2 separate regions of the Mus musculus genome follow, and region 2 is linked to region 1. The links are chromatin contacts, found by Hi-C or POLR2A ChIA-PET in ENCODE. All regions are on one chromosome and are shown on one strand. Each heading gives the region's core, a stretch centred on a gene start or an enhancer-like site at or near the end of the contact. The rest is flanking DNA. Distances are from core to core; before and after follow the strand shown.

Evidence for each region. A loop is a pair of places that touch in the nucleus more often than their neighbours do. ChIA-PET counts read pairs that join two places held with the same protein, here RNA polymerase II (POLR2A).
Region 2: a loop to region 1 is called in a map of left cerebral cortex, with 2.4 times the contacts of the local background. The contact joins the promoter of Zdhhc4 here to the promoter of Usp42 in region 1. A Hi-C loop is called at or near these places in 1 of 37 maps with a recorded cell type or tissue (left cerebral cortex). POLR2A ChIA-PET finds 5 or more read pairs at or near these places in 1 of 5 experiments (embryonic stem cell).

The regions. Positions count from the first base shown.
Region 1 is chr5:143,729,557-143,734,806 of GRCm38, forward strand. Usp42 (ubiquitin specific peptidase 42) reads right to left here and starts at 2,724. Exons shown (of 18, transcript NM_029749.2): 1 at 2,607-2,724. It overlaps Gm38737 (a long non-coding RNA gene), which reads left to right and starts at 2,899. Exons shown (of 3, transcript XR_868672.3): 1 at 2,899-4,296; 2 at 4,998-5,151.
Region 2 is chr5:143,325,973-143,331,222 of GRCm38, forward strand. It overlaps Zdhhc4 (zinc finger, DHHC domain containing 4), which reads right to left and starts at 3,266. Exons shown (of 8, transcript NM_028379.5): 1 at 3,194-3,266; 2 at 2,419-2,598; 3 at 127-251. The coding sequence starts at 243. 0610040B10Rik (RIKEN cDNA 0610040B10 gene) reads left to right here and starts at 3,336. Exons shown (of 2, transcript NR_027874.1): 1 at 3,336-3,381.

The sequences.
Region 1 (5,250 bases), core at 1,474-3,973:
GGTATGGGGGAAGCTTTCCAAACATGTGTTCAACAAATGAATGAAATCGTGCAAACAGGAAGTTACTAGTGTTTGCTTGTAGCACCAGCTTGTGCTTAGGGATTTATATATGGCATCTCATTTAATTCTTTAAAACCTCTGAATTAAAGGGAGTACCTCTAAAACTTGGCCTTTAAAAAGTTCACCCCTTTTAAAGTACAAAGGGTAATAAAATCCTTGTGTACTTCAGTGAACAGATGTCCCCATGTTGGTGCTTACAGTCAAGTTGTTCCTTAAAAGTTTCAACCTTCTTGTTTACAATTTTTAATTCAAGTGAAGTTACAACCTTAACAATGTAGGGGCAGTTACATAAAATCAGAAAGTCAATAACTTGAATACTTAATCAAATGAAGATAAATCACCTTCAGTCACAAGAAAATTTGGGCCTACTAGCCAAATAAAGTTTATATATTTCTCATGCTACAGGCAAAAGAAATTCTATATACACATACAGACACACACACGTGCACACACACACAGTGTATTGATGGAAAAAAAGGAACAGGAGGGAGAGTTAGGGGAAGGAGACAAAACTCCGTAATAAGGAAAGGCTAGTCTATCCTTACTTAAAATAACATTTATAGTAAAACCCCTTGATTTTCCTGGGACAAGCAACCTTTCCATACAATGATTAACAACCAACCAAACAAAACACCGTACTCATTCTAGCAAAGATGCTGTGATAGGCTTAGGAGATAAATATTAAGGAAAACACAACTCAAGTCATCAGAAATATGTCATTGTTTTGATTCTGGCAAGAATAACAGAACCCATCTATCTTCTTCACTTGGATATTCAGCCAATGAATATCACCTTAAAGTCACCAGGGATCAAACTAAACTCCACCTATAAGAGCCAACCTTTCTTAAAACCCAGCTATATTGTGTAAGACAGGTTCATATGGCTCCTGTTTTTAGTCTAAGTGAAGCGTCTGACAGTTAGTGTTCAAAACGGCCTGTGAATGGTAACTACTTACTCAAAGCCCAGCCAGTCCCAACACCTTTTCATGATATACAAAGTTACAACAGTCCATTTTGAAACCTGACCAGGGACCAAAGCTGAATAAATGTGCAAGACTAATTACTTGCTTAGGTCTCTTTTACGATAAGTAAATGCCAGGCTACATTTATCTTTCTCATTTTAAGAAAGAATATCACTATGTACACATTGTGTCCCCCCACATACACTGAAGAAATAAGGTCAACGCATTAAAAAAAACCTGTTATGCGAACTCTTCATAAACAGTATTATACAAGTTCTGGTAACATTTCAGTTTTAAGAAACTTTAAAAAAAGACACCACTTGGTTTTTAATTGTATTTTGGTAAACAGAATGATTAGCCGTAAAACTCTGCAAACCAAGTACTTACTGTAGTCTTGAATCAATGATTACAGAAAAGAAAGTGAAACTGTCCCTGAGTAAAAACAAATAAGTGTAACTCATTATTCACAGACCTAAGCATCTGAATGAGTGACATGGTAAAAGCAGAACGTTTAAAATGCATGCTTTGAAGAAAAGTTCTCCTCCATAAACAGCTGTGCGAACCTGGATCCGGTTGTTACTTTGTAAAAGGGGCGTTAACTAGTTTCCCCGACACTTTTTGTTACTTGAGTGTATTTACTTGAAAGAACCACAAACAAGCAAGTCCTAAGGCCTTCAGATATAAAAGAGCTATTCAACAAAAGTAATCTCAACTGTATTCTAGGGAGGTTAAAGTCCTAGATTGTAAAACTTTGGTCCCGTCAAATTTTCATTTCAAACATCTGAATCTGATCCCTCCCACCCGCCCTTTCCTCCAGGTAAGTTGGTTCTCTGTGCCCCAAAAGATAAAGAGCCTGGGGGAGGAAGGCACACTCGCTTTTTCGGAGGGGAAAGAGCTACGGGGCTCCTCCCCCCCACCCCAACACCCCCGGCTGTCCGCCTCTCTTGCGGGTGTCCGCTCCGCTACGGCGTGGGCAACTCGGGTGTTCTGCTGAGGAGCCTAGTGGACTGCGCCCGGGTGGGAAAGTTTGTCGGGGTGGGGTGGGGGCGGGGAGGCCAGCCCGGAGCTCCGAGGGGCGCCCTGGAGCCGGAGGTGGCAGCCACGCGGGGGGGCGGCGGGCGGGCCCCGGACGCCGGCTACGCCGGCTACACTGTCCCGGCGTGCACACGCCCACCCCGGCAGCTCCAAACGCGCCGGGCGGCCCGGTAGCTGCCGGCCGCCCGAGCAGCGGACCGAGGGGGCGGGCTGGGGCCGGTGGGGGTGGGAGCGCTGTGGCCATGGCAACCAGGGGGGTCCGGCCCTTCCGTGCAACCCCGGCGCTGCCTTCGCTGCGAGCCCGCCCGCCGTGGCCACCGCCTCCTGCTCTGCGGGCCTGGCCCGGCCGGGCGGCGGCAGCGCCAGTCCCGCAGCCGTGGGGTCCCCGGGCCGCCCGGCGGCTGTAGAGGGGGCGGCGGGCGAGGGGCCGCGCTAGTCCCGGCGGGCCGCGGCCGGCTGAAGGCGGCGGGGCGGCTGAGGCCGCGAACCAGGGACACGCGGCCCGGCCCCACGCCGGCCTGCAGCGGGCGGGAAGGAGGCGGGAGCTTACCTGACCCGGCTCGGCACTCGCTCCATCCCCCTCGGCCGCCGCCGCCGCCGCCGCCGCACACAGCCCAGCCGCCCGGCGGGGGACAATGACGTGCCTCCATCCGGGCACCGCCGCCGCCGCCTCCGGGTCAGCGCCGCACCCGCAGCTTGCCGGCCGGGCCGCCAGGGGGCGCACCAGGGCCGCGCCCGCACGCGCCGCCGCCACGGCCTCCGCCGCCCAGGGGCCGTCGCGCAAGAGGCGCGGCGCGCAGCTAACGGGCCGGGCAAACGCGGGAGGGGCCGTCGCCCAAGGGCGGCGGGGCGCGGGCTGGCCTCACGCGTCAGCTAAGCGCCGGGCTCCGCCGGAGAAAGCACACTGATTGGTCCGACGCCCTGATTGGCGGGATGCACTGATTGGCTGGGTGTCCGGCAGCAGGGCGGGGAGGGGCCGCTTCCGTTCAGAGTTCCCGGAGTGGCCCGGGTTGGGGCCCTAAAGCCAGTACACCTGAGCTCCCATCCCGGGAGACTCATGCCTCTCCTACGCGTGGCCCTGCGGACTACGGTGGCGAGGCCACTGGGCTCTGCGATCCACGGGCCCTCACCGCGATGGGGCCTCCGCTGTCTCTACCTTACGTAGCCCTGCCAGGCTAAAGAGCAGACCATGCACCCCCCTCAACGTCTCACTTCAAGTCTTAGCTCTCCAGATTGAGGCAACTGCGCCCCAGTCCTACAGTCATGCTTCTTGTTACTTCCTGGATCCTGAGGCTGGACAAAGTAGTTCATCCTTGTATTCTCTCCCCTCCAGCGCCTGCCTGTGGTACCCATTTAGTACACACCCCTGAAGAGCATTCACTGCTGATCAAAACCTTTCACCCCCTAGACCACCAGTTCACTACACCCTACTGACCTAAAGAGCTGTGGTCCTGCCCACCACCCACTTGCCTTCTCTCTCACTAAGCCTAGTCTAACTGACTCCTCCAGCACTCCACTCTGGTTTCACTATACTCTTGTGGACACAGTTTTTTGTTTTATTTTAAAACACAGATCAGAAGAAGAAGCTAAGCTCTTTAGCTTGGGCATTAAAAGTCCCATTTTAATGATTCCCAGTACAGGTGAGTCTGAGACAGGAGAATCACAAGTTTGAAGACACCCTGTGCTACAGAAGGACTCCCAGTCTCAAAACAAAACACCCAACTCCATATTTCCTTTTTCCTTTCATTTATTCCAGCCACAGCATGCTATGTTAAGCTTTTAACATTATAAAGAGGTCAGGAGCCTATACCTACTCATGCTACCAACTTCATTACAGTCCCTATAGGTTGGCTATAAAATGTCTATTGAGTATTTGGAGCAAAAAACTCAAGTACTTTGAGGAATTAAAAAGGAGAAAGAGAATCCTAGTTGCTCACATTTCAGCATCTCCTGTCAAAATTAACACCACAACTTTTTTCTTTACAAAAAATGGTTATGGAATTTCACCACTGTAGACCATTATTAAGAGATTTGCAAAAGGTAAAATAACCCATGTCTGTGATCCTAGAATTCAGCAGCTTAGGCAGAAGGATTGCCATGAGTTCAAGCCAGCCTGGACTACAGAGTAAAATCCTGTCTGTAATCCAGGTCAGCCAAGACTATAGACTGAGACCCCATCTCAAGGAAAATGACCAATTTGTGCGACTAGAACTACCTGCTCAGTACTTTGCCTTTTCCAGGTAATTAAATTCAAATGCTGAGGAACTGAGGGACTAGTTATCTAGCTAAACGTTATGGTATTTCAGAACACTTCCCTTTGAGGTCCCAGAAGTTTACCCCGCCCCTGTTGGGATTTATTAAGAATGGGGTTTGGTGTTTGTTTTTAGAGGCAGGGTCTTATTCTGTATAATGGCTTTAAACTCTACAACCTCTGCCTCAATCTGCAAGTGCTGGGCTTACAGATTTAAATGAGGGAAGAAAGAGAATTTGGCCCCAGTGGACAAAACATTCTCAAATGGCCCTCACTTCTGCTTTGATTTTACACAAAGTTTGATGTTCTTTAATTCAGGTCACCTTAACAATTTGACTATAAAAGCATTTTGTGTGTGTGTGTGCGTGTGTGTGATATGTCTGAGTGTGTGTATGTCAAAAACAGGTCAACATCAAGTGGTTTTTTTTTTCAACTGCTACCATATTTGTGTAGTATGTGTATGGACACACTTGCAGGTGTGCATGCTCATTAGGAAGTCAACTGTTAATAGCTCTCATATTTCCTCTGTGTGTGTGTGTGTGTGTGTGTGTGTATGTGTGTGTGTAGAACAGAGGTTAACATTTGGCATCTTCGTGTGTCACACTGAACTGAGAGCTTGGTTAGATGGCATCCATCAAACCCCTGAGATCCACATGTCCTGTGCTATGTCCCCTCTCTACTCCCTGGAAGTGGAAGGGCAAGACAGCATCTACAGAAGACCACTGCAACTATGCCTGAAACACTGTTCCCGCCGAGAGCACTTCAGGTCGTCTGCTGTGGCCTTGGAAAGTAGCTCTCCCAAAGCACAGAGTGCATTCTAGAAGATCGTGCAGACATCTCAGAGGTAAGAGAATTGCCCCCTTGCAATTCTTACCATAGCCACCACTCTAAGCAATAGAGGTATGCCATGGCCGGATCATTCCTTCTCTGACAGCAGGCTTTT
Region 2 (5,250 bases), core at 2,016-4,515, 400 kb before region 1:
CCGAAGCCTCAGCCTCCCAAGTGCCAGGATTAAAGACAAGACTCACATCCCCTTGTCTTGTGAGCCTTCCAGACTAGCACCTAACACAGTATTCACATCCGGGCAGTACCCAAGGACCAGTGCTACCTGTGCTCCTCCAAGGACCACGGCCTTCAAACGCTGGCTTTTTGTGAAGATGCAGATCAGGACAACACAAATCAATAAGAAGGCCAAGTAGAACAAGAAGAGAACCAGGAAGTCCATGCTGGAGGCTGCGAAGGAAGAGACGGCAGGCGTGAGCAGCTGCTGTTGAGGGATTTATTCCCAGCATGTATTCCGGCCCTGGGCTCACTCCTGCAGGTGAGATTCACACTCGGATTAGGCCATCCTCAAGATGAACAAATCCCTTCATTAGTCTGTAGGCAGTGTGTGCACATGTCTGTGTGTGCACGTGTGTCTGCAAGTGTGCATGGACATGTTCATGTGTGCCTTGATCCAGAGGTTGAGATAGGGTATCTTCCTCAATCATGCTCCCCTTCATTTTAAATTACATTCTATTTACTTGTCTCTGTGCATATGTGAGTACCACAGCACACAGTGTGTGTGTGTGTGTGTGTGTATGTGTGTGTGTGTGTGTGTGACAACTTTTAAGAGTTGTTTCTCTCCTTCCACCGTATGAGTCCTGGGGTTCGAACACAGGTTCTTCAGGCACGGCAGCCGACGCCCTTCCCCAGTGAGACATCTCACTAGCACAGGGGCTTGGCTATTATTTTGTTGTTATATGACATAAGGTCTCACAACATAGAGCAAGCTGGCCTCAATAGAGATCCACCTGACTCTGCATCACAAGTACCAGGATTAAAGGTGTGTGTAACCATGCCCAGACTTACTTTTTTTTTTTTTTAAAAGATTCACTTATCCATTACATGTAAGTACACTGTAGCTGTCTTCAGACACTCCAGAAGAGGGAGTCAGATCTTGTTACAGATGGTTGTGAGCCACCATGTGGTTGCTGGGATTTGAACTCTGGACCTTTGGAAGAGCAGTCGGGTGCTCTTACCCACTGAGCCATCTCACCAGCCCCCAGACTTACTTTTAGTTTCTGAGAATTTGTGTGTGTGTGTGTTGATATATACCCTAAGGTGTATGTGGCAGTCAGAAGACAACCTCTGGTGTTAGTCCTCACCCTCCACCTTGTTTGAGACAGGGTTTCTTGCTTGCTCTCCATGGTGTCCACCAGGCTAGCTGGCCTGTGTGTTTCTGAGGACTCTCCCAGTTCACAGTGGGAAAACTGGGATTACATAGGCACATACTGCTACATCAGGCTTCGACATATGTTCTGGAGATTTGAACTCTGGTCTTCACACTTGCAAGACAAGTACTTCGCTAAGCTAGCTCTCCATACAAAGTATTGGTCAAGACAACCTCAAGTCTAGTGGGTTCCTTCCCACCCCACCCCCATCAATATTGAGAATTGAACCTAGGACTTCATGTCACGTATGCTGGGCAAGCAATCTATAAGATAGCCACCACCCCAGCCCCTTACCACAGCTTGTATGATGTGCTCCCTCTCTGAACCTATCCTCTCTGAACCTATAGCTCACAAGCTCAGCTAGACTGACTGGCCAGCAAGCCCAACAGAGCCTACTGTCCCCCTCCCCCATGCTGGACTGTAGATCTGCACTGCCAAACCAGAAGCATAGATAGACCTTTACATTAGGATTTGTAACAGAAGCAAAATCACACGTGTGAAGTAGCAAGGAAAGTAACTTTATGGCCGAGGGTCCCCACAACATGAAGAACTGTATTAAGAGGTCACAGCATTAGGAAGACTGAGAGCCTCTGGGATCTGTAGCTCGGACCTGGAGCTCAACGTTTTGTGGCGAGGCTGACATGCATTAAAGCACACTCACGTTGGTGCTGGGGATCCAAGCTCAGGACTTTGTGCTTGCACAGCAAGCACCCTCACTCACCGAGCGAGCTCCCAGCCCACCAACCCCTTGTTTTTTGAGACAGGATCTGACTATGCAGGCCAGGCTAGTTTGGAACTCAGAATTCTCCTGTCTCAGCTTTCAAAGGGTTGGGATTCCAGAAGTGCACCACCACACCCAGCAATACACCCTTTTACATCTTTAAATATTCACATGGATACTGATAAAGTCCTGCAAAAGAACCTGCGCCGACCTCATCAGAATGAGCAACTCCTAGAGGTAGTCAGGGTCCCACACCCAAACTTGGGCATATTTAACAGGTCAGTGGTCATGATGTCACCCATCACCCTCCAGACCAGAATGATGAAATATAAAAAGCCCGTGTTAAGAAACTGGGAACACTGACATTGGCTTTACGAGGCAGGATTCTGGACCAAAATTCCAACGCAGAGAATCAAAACAGAAACTATTAACAAAAAGGAAACAAACAAAAAAATGCCATTCTCACAAGGTAACAGGGCTCCGGTCTACATATTTCTCTAGGTCGGACACTTCCAGCGGCACCTTTTGCGTTCATTTCCCTTTGCCACATCCAAGGAGAATTCAGATAGCAGCTCCGCTTGGGCAGCGCCGTGAATTTGGCACGCGCAAAACTGGCGACATGGTTGTTCCAGGAGGCTGGAACCGGCTGCGGAGACAATCAAACGCAACACTTACATACTGCTGAATAAGTCTCCATGGCAGAGTGCACTGTGAAAGGCATTCAGAAGTAGAGGATGCTGTACCGCTGCTGACCTGGGAAGAAAACTTCAAAGTCCACTAGTTTGGGGGTCTATCATCCCTCTAGCTGTCACTGTCACTGTCACTACGCCTATCACTGAGGCGCCCACACCGGGGTCCAGACGCATGGTGAGGTTGTCCACATGGGGTAGGGCCCCAGTCGTTTCCCTTTGCTGGACACTTTCCGGGTACATTATTCAAGGCCCTTGCATGCTTGAGGTCACAGAATCTGCAGCTGCGGGGAACCAGGGAAGGGCAGTGGTGAATGGAGCCCATCCCACAACCAGATCCCGGACGCATCAGGCTCAGAGGAGACAAGGGAGGCTCGGAAGCAGGCTGGGAGACGGCAACTACGTCCGGAGCCCGGACAACGACTGGAAGAGGAGGGGACACAGCGAGCGGGATGCAGGGGGCTCGGAGAGGACTGTGCTCTCACTCAAACACGGGGTCCCGACGGCCGCCGCCCAGCCGGGGTGTCACAGAGCCTTCCGGAGCCGCCTTACCCCAAACCGGGCCAACCGTCCGCCGCTGCCGGCGGACCCCAGCGGAGCGCTCCCCAAGACTTCCGGCGCGTCCATGGCGTCATCAGTGCCCGCGACGGAGGCGACTTCCGACGGAAAAAGTAGCGGGAGGCCGGAAATTATTGTCTTTGGCCTCTGGTTCTGCGAGCCGATTGTGTTTTCGTACCGTCGTAGGTTTTCTTTCTCTTTTCTTTTTCTCTTAACGTTTGTCTTTCTCCCTCCCTCGTCCTCTGCTCTCTCTTCCTTCGCACTTTTATTATTACTTGACAATTTACTGCCTATGTACGAGTCCTTCGTTCTCCCAACCCCGTCCCATTTTCGTGGCCTTGATTTGATTCTTGTGGGTGTGTTTGCTTGTTGTGATCCGCTGAGTGTAATTCTGATTTCTTGTATGTGCGTAGATTTAAAAAGCTATTTTCTTTTTCTTCTTTAAAAAAAAAAAAAGATTTGTTTTATTTATTTTATGTGAGTCCAATGTCGCTGTCTCCAGACACACCAGAAGAGGGCATCAAATCCCATTACAGATGGTTGTGAGCCACCATATGGTTGGGGGGATTTGAACTCAGGACCTCTGGAAGAGCAGTCAGTGCTCTTAACCGCTGAGCCATCTCTCCAGCCCTAGCTATTTTCTTTTTAAGAATTTCTTTCCAAAATATGATCTCAGCTAGGCATAGTGGCCCATGACTTTATTCACCGCCCTAAGGAAACAGAGGCAGGTCTCTCTGAGTCAGAGGTCAGCCTTGTTTACATGAGTTCCGGGACAGGCAGGGCTACATAGCTAGACCTTTTCTAAAACAAAACAAAACAAATGAGCAAACAAAATTAAAGTCCCACCAAATTATACCAGGCTGGCCTTGGGCTTTTGAACCTCCTGTCTCAGCCTAACTTTGGTTGGGATGGCAGGCACACCTAACACAGGAACTGGAATTTTCGAGCACTTTTGACAGAATATGAAGGCTGTCTTGGGTCGGTGCAGGAGAACTGCTGGACTGTGCCGAGCCTTTGCATGTCCTGGCGGGAACTCAGCAGTAACCCTTGACCACCCAGCAGGTACCTAGACAGGGACACCTGTGTCTTCCTGGCAGACACACCACTGGGCCCTGTCCCAACAGTCCCAGCATGTTCCACTGCAGGGGTCACAGTATGTCCCCCTGTGAGTCAGGTTCTGCTGACCGCATGCCCCTACTCCTGCCATCTCTGTGCACAGCTTTAACGTCCTCCCTGTGGGGAGCAGTGACTAGTGTTTTATCCCTGAGGATAAAAAGGCTGTTTTGATAATGGGCAGGCTTGGCTTGAGAGGAGCTGCTGCTAAACATAGCACTGAGAAGGTTCCTGGAGGGGATGGGGGTGCTGCTTTGTCTGAGTGCCCCCCAGGTCCTCCGAGAACTATTCTTGACGCCTCTGAAAAACAGGTTCCCTTTGAGGAAAAAAATGTCTGATCTCTAAGCATTAGCCTCAAAGCTCCCCTCTCCTGTTTGCTTTGCTTCCTACCCCAGCTTCTCATTTCTTTTTCCTTTTAGAAAAAAAAAAAAAAGAAAAGAAAGAAAACAACTACCTTTCTGAATGTATTGTATCCAAGGCCTTTGCAATGTTGGGAGCAGAGTGAGCAGGTGTGGGGAGTCCTGAAAGACTGGTTACATTACGGAGGTCATCTGGCATCCAGAGAAAGCTACTGCTTCATCAAGCAGTTCTCCACCCTGCTGTAATTAAATACCTTGAATTTTCTTTCTTTCCCCCATGTAAATGAAGGACTTCGTGGTCTTCTCTAAAAGTTTCTGTTCTGACTAACTTTGATTCTCGGTTCCGTCATCCATTTCATCTTGTGTTCTGTTGCCTTTGGTTATATCACACAAAGAGAAGGGTTGGGATGTAAGTGAGTTAAGTTATCCAGGACAAAATCTTCGCTGACCACCTCATCTGTGATGGAAGCATCCTCATTTAATATGTATTCTGCAAACTTTTTTTTTGGTGAGAGATGTAATTTCTCATGATGTACCCCAGGCTGGTACCTCTTGAGTGGGCTTCATGAGTGCTGGGGT